Linked DNA regions of Homo sapiens: region 1 is linked to region 2. Evidence: read pairs that join two places in POLR2A ChIA-PET (ENCODE). Cell type or tissue: HepG2. All regions are shown on one strand. Each heading gives the region's core, and the rest is flanking DNA. Links, peaks and the distances in the headings are about the cores only.

Evidence for each region. Peaks named below come from ENCODE experiments on the same cell type or tissue, not always from the same donor. Only the 100,000 strongest peaks of a DNase experiment are listed, where the experiment ranks them.
Region 1: POLR2A ChIA-PET joins it to region 2 with 16 read pairs; 13 of 35 experiments call an interaction of 5 or more read pairs at or near these places.

The regions. Positions count from the first base shown.
Region 1 is chr1:31,854,250-31,857,156 of GRCh38, forward strand. No RefSeq gene overlaps it. Among named protein-coding and RNA genes, the nearest start is that of SPOCD1, 40 kb to the left of the region's middle. In HepG2, for the core only: no CTCF peak of the experiment used is centred there; a DNase peak (open chromatin) is centred at 1,362.
Region 2 is chr1:31,954,706-31,957,612 of GRCh38, forward strand. No RefSeq gene overlaps it. Among named protein-coding and RNA genes, the nearest start is that of PTP4A2, 18 kb to the left of the region's middle. RefSeq lists enhancers at 1-336, 337-1,113, 1,114-1,891, 1,121-1,728, 1,316-1,875 and 1 more. In HepG2, for the core only: a CTCF peak has its summit at 1,524 (motif pointing left); DNase peaks (open chromatin) are centred at 216 and 1,426.

The DNA.
Region 1 (2,907 bases), core at 180-2,679, 100 kb before region 2:
CTCAAAAAAATAGGCCGGTTGCAGTGGCTCATGCCTGTAATTCCAACACTTTGGGAGACCGAGGCGGATGGATCACCTGAGGTCAGGAGTTCGAGACCAGCTTGACCAACATGGAGAAATCCCATCTCTACTAAAAATACAAAATTAGCCGGGCATGGTGCACATGCCTGTAATCCCAGCTACTCAGGAGGCTGAGGCAGGAAGATCACGAACCTGGGAGGCGGAGGTTGCGGTGAGCTGAGATCGCACCATTGCACTCCAGCCTGGGCAACAAGAGAAAACTCCGTCTCAATAAATAAACAAATAAATAAATAATAAATAAATAAGGGCTCCACCTGCATGAATGGGAGTAGTGCCCTTATAAAAGGTCTCAAGGGAACTAGCTAGGCTCTTTTGCCCTTCTGTCGCTTCCGCCATGGGAGGACACAGCGTTCGTCCCCTCTGGAGGATACAGCAACGAGGCACCCTCTTAGAAGCAGGGACCAGCCCGTCACCAGACACTGAACCTGCCAGCACCTTGATCTTTAACTTCCAGCCTGCAAAACTGTGAGAAATCGATTTCTGTTCCTTACAAATGATCCAGTCTCAGGTATTTTGTTAAAGCAGCATGAACACACTAAGACATTGTCCACACAACCAGAAAGGGATCCACTGGCAACCTCAGAGGCAGCTCGCCGACAGCCCACCCTTCATTCCCTTGTGAAACATAAGAACGAGGACTGGCCTATCCTGTTCATTATAACAGTAATAATCAGAACAACAATAATAAAAACCATAGACTGCTTGTCCAGCTTCAGTTGCAGGGTCAGTCGTTACAGTGTCTGAAGGATGCAGTCTGGGGCCCTGCCTAGGTTGGGGCACGCTCCTCCACTTCATGGCTGAGGCAACTGGGGCACCGTGATTGATAACTCCACCCAGGTCACGTGGCGCTGGGGGCAGTTACCCAAGGAGCCATAAGCCTATGGATGATCACCGTGCCCTGCAGGCACTCCAGCACTTTCAGACGATGAAAACGGGAAGATTTCCCAATCTGTTCCATACTCTACTGGTTCCTTCTCATTTTCATTGCCTGACTTGAGGCATGATGAACCATGACCTCAAGTCAAACAAGGCCACAAGGCTAAAATTTAACTGGATACCATCTCCAATGTCATTCATACGACATTTAACACATACTTGTGGAGCACCCACCTTGCTCTGGGCACTGGGGAATCAGAAAGGGACAAAGAGAATATCCAACAAGACCTGTCTTCGTGGTGCTCACTTTCTGTCCATGGAGTTGTGGGGCCCCAAGAACGTGACAGAATGAAAGATCCAATCCAGTTCAAAGGTCTTTGTTGTAAAATGAAATACCATGTTTACATATCTTAGGAGACAAAGAAATGTGAAACCTAGCCCCAGTCTGAGTAGGAGTGCAGCCTTCTCAGAGCAAAGAGAATAATTAGATCATGTGAGTCACTGGAATCCAGGAAGCAGCCTACATGAGGCTCCCATTTTGTAAGTTTCAAGAAAGCAATTTGAAGTAGCGGCTAAGTGCAAGGATTCTTAGTTCAACTCTCAGCTCCACTACTTATTGGCTGGGTGATCTGATTAAGTTTGTTACCTTCTTTGTACCTCAGCTTCTGGGGCCAGGCCCCAGACTACGTCCTTCAGATGCTGTAAAAGTGATAAAAATTATATTTATCTCGTGGATTACACATATAAGAAAGTGTTTATTGAGTGCCTACCAAATGCAAGCATTATTCTAGGCATTTGGTAGACATCAGAGAACAAAACAAAGATCTTGACCTCTCGCAGGGGGAGACAAACAGTGAATGCAATAAGCAAGCAAATATATGTATTTCTGGAGATGATAGGTGCTGTGGAAAAAGGAAAAAATAAAGCAGAGAAAGACGGAGAAAGAGGGGAGGGAGGGCTTGCTAGATTCCTAGAGTTGTCAGAGTTGGCTTCATTGAGATGGTGAGATTTGAGTGGGAACTTAAAGGAGGTGAGTGAGTGAGTCAAAGCAGATATCTGGGGAAAAAGCTCTCCCAGCAGAAGGAACAAACAGCTAGTGCAAAGGCCCTGCGGCAAGAGCTTGTCAGGGAGTGTTGGAGAAAAAACAAGAAAACCAGATGGCTGCAGCTGAGGAGGGGAGAAAGGAGTAAGAAAAGGAATCAGGGTCGGGTGCGGTGGCTCACACCTGTAATCTCAGCACTTTGGGAGGCCGAGGTAGGTGGATCACAAGGTCAGGAGTTCGAGACCAGCCTGACCAACATGATGAACCCTTGTTTCTACTTAAAATACAAAAATTAGTCGGATGTGGTGGCATGCACCTGTAATCCCAGCTACTCAGGAGCCTGAAGCAAAAGAATCACTTGAACCGGGGAGGCAGAGGTTGCAGTGAGCCGAGATCACGCCATTGCACTCCAGCCTGGGTGACAGAGAGAGACTCCATCTAAAAAAAAAAAAAAAAAAAAAAAAAAGGAAAGGAATCAGATGGTGGCAAGCCCTGGAGGGCAATGAAAGGACTTTGGCTTTTACTCTGAATGATATGGGAGCCACCAAAGGTTTTGAGCAGAGGAGGGACATGATCTGATCACATATTAAAAGAATCCCTCTGGATTCTGTGTTGAGACTAGAAGATAAGTGAACAAGGTGGACGCAGGAAGAACAGTCAGGAAATGCAATGGCTATTGCAGCAATCCATGCGAGAGATCGCAGTGGTTCAGACAAAGGCAGTAACAGCGGAGGTGGTAAGAAATGGCCAGATTCTGGATGTATTTTGATGGTAGAACCAACAGAATTTCCCAACTGGAATATGGGGTGTGAGGAAGAGAGGGGAGTCATCCGTTTTTGGTCTGAGCAATTGGAAGGACACTCATCAACTGAGGTAGAGCAGCCTTTGTGGGGGAAAGATCAGGAATT
Region 2 (2,907 bases), core at 197-2,696:
CTGTGTTCCTTCCATAGCATCCCCCTTTTCCCCTCAGCCAAATGAAGCGGAGAGGGCTTGGGCCTGACCCAGTGGCCTGCCCACGTGGCTCCCCTGGAGACCGAGGTAGGGGAAAAGGCAGAGAGTGCGTCAGTCCTGATGCAATCACAGGCTTAGTGCTTGGCTCACTTCCTCCTCTTTGGGTGTTTACGGGAGCCTGGATTCCACAGGAACCCTTGGAAGTGTGCACTGACAACAGAGTAGGGGGCAGACAGCATACAAAATTATCCCTGCTTCAGGGACAGTTCAGGAAGAAAGTGATACTGTGCCTGCCTGGGCCTCACATGCCCTGAGCTCAGGGACACGGGAAAGAGATACCAGGTGTCAAATCAGAGGCAGGGGAGGCAGGCAGGGAGGAAGGAGCCAGGACAGGGGACAAACCACTAGCTGCTGCCAGGGCCAGCTTCCAGACACAGCTCAGGGAGGCTGTGAATAGGCCCTTTATCTAAGCTGAAGTGGGGGAAAGGAATCACAGAAGGGGGTCTCAGGTGATAAGGAGCCTCAGAACAAGCTCAGGGGATCTTGTCCCTTCCTTCTCAGCAGAAATCCTAGCAGGGGAGAAGCTTCTTTTTAAGGATTTTGTTTTCCAGCCATTTGCCCAGGATCTTCATTTGGGAGGCCCCTCCTCAATCCCACAGGCCTTACTGGGTCACCTAGAGAGGTCCTAAGAGGTGCGGTGTTGCACAGTGGTTAAGGACATGGGCTTTTGGCAGTCAAGTCTTAGCTCTTCCAGTGACTGGCTGGATACCCCAGGCAAGTCATTTCACCTAACTCTCAACTCCCTACGTCAAACAAGGATAATAACAAGTAGTCAACCCCAGAGATAAAGCCGGGAGGCCCATAGAACATTGCCTGGCAATGGTAAAAGCACTCAATAACTGTTAGATATTGTTATTTTTATTAAGAATAAAGGAGCCGGGCATGGTGGCTCATGCCTGTAATCCCAGCACTTTGGGAGGCCGAGGTGGGCAGATCGCCTGAGGTCAAGAGTTCGAGACCAGCCTGACCAACATGGAGAAACCCTGTCTCTACTAAAAATACAAAATTAGCCAGGTATGGTGGCACATGCCTGTAATCCCAGCTATTTAGGAGGCTGAGGCAGGAGAATCGCTTGAACCCAGGAGGCAGCGATTGCCGTGAGCCGAGATTGCGCCATTGTACTCCAGCCTGGGCAACAAGAGCGAAACTCCATCTCATAAATAAATAAATAAATAAATAAATAAATAAAGGCTTGGAGAGCCATTTTTTTCTCTCTCTCTCTGAAGCTGGGGCCCAATTGTCCTTCTTCCTTCAATATCTAATGACTGTTTCCCAGCTATCAGAAAGGAATCCAACTTCCCCTCCCCCAGAGCTGTGAAACTGAGTAGCAAAGCTTGCTCAAGCTCCTGAGTCATTCAGCAAAACCAGCCCAAGATAATCAGTGGATCAAGGAAACTAGATGCAGAGTGGGGAAAACCCAGCCGCAAAGCTGGGGCCTTCTCGCAGGGCAGTTCCCTCTGCTGGCCCCTCTGGTGAGCTTTCACTTCAGGTTCACAAACAAGACAGCATCTTCCCAGGCCCTCCTGAACCCAGAATAAGGCCTTAGCTACTCCTGGGTCTCTCAACAGCAGCCAGGCCTTTCTCTGGAATCTTGTTTGACACAAACTTTTTGCCTTTGGACAAACTCTCTCCTTCCCTCCGTATCCCAGGCCTCAGGAGAGTCGAAACCCTGACTCCCATTCTCACTGTCCACTCATTTCTCAGTCCCTGTCATTTGACTTCTGCCCAGCCACTGAACTGTCTGTCATCACACTCAGTGATGATCTTTTCATCACCAAATCCAAAGACTTTTTCCAGGCCTTTCCTACTTGCCTCTTCTAAACAGTCAGCGCTGTCGACCACTTTCTTTCTTTCTTTTTTTTTTTTTCTGAGACGGAGTTTCACTCTTGTTGTCCAGGCTGGAGTGTACTGGCGTGATCTCGGCTCACTGCAACATCCGCCTCCCAGGTTCAAGTGATTCTCCTGCCTCAGCCTCCTGAGTAGCTGGGATTACAGGCGCATGTGCCACCACACCCGGCTAATTTTTGTATTTTTAGTAGAGACAGGGTTTCACCATGCTGGACAGGCTGGTCTCGAACTCCTGACCTCAGGTGATCCACCCACCTCAGCCTCCCAAAGTGCTGGGATTATAGGCGTGAGCCACCGTGCCCAGCCTGTTTTGTTTTTTTGAGAGGGAGTCTCACTCTGTCGCCCAGGCTGGAGTACAGTGGCGAGATCACAGCTTGCGGCAACCTCCACCTCCCGGGTTCAAGCAATTCTCCTGTCTCAGCCTCCTGGGTAGCTAAAATTACAGGCGCCCACCACCACGCCGGCTAATTTTTGTACTTTTAGTAGAGACGATGTTGCACCATGTTGACCAGGCTGGTCTCAAACTCCTGACCTCAAGTGATCCACCCACCTCGGCCTCCCAAAGTGTTGGGATTACAGGTGTGAGCCACCGTGCCTGGCTTCTTTTCTTTCATACTTATTTGTTTATTTTTTTTTTTTTGAGATGTTGTTTCATTCTTGTTGCCCAGGCTGGAGTGCAATGGCGCGATCTCTGCTCACTGCAACCTCCACCTCCCGGGTTCAAGTGATTCTCCTGCCTCAGCCTCCCAAGTAGCTGGGACTACAGGCATGTGCCGCCACACCCAGCTAAGTTTGTATTTTTAGTAGAGACGGGGTTTCTCCATGTTGGTCAGGCTGGTCTCAAAGTCCTGACCTCAGATGATCTGCCCACCTCGGCCTCCCAAAGTGCTGGGATTACAGGCATGAGCCACCGCGCCCGGGCTTGTATTTAATTTTTTTAAATAGAAACGGGGTCTCCCTATGTTGCCAGGCTGGTCTCAA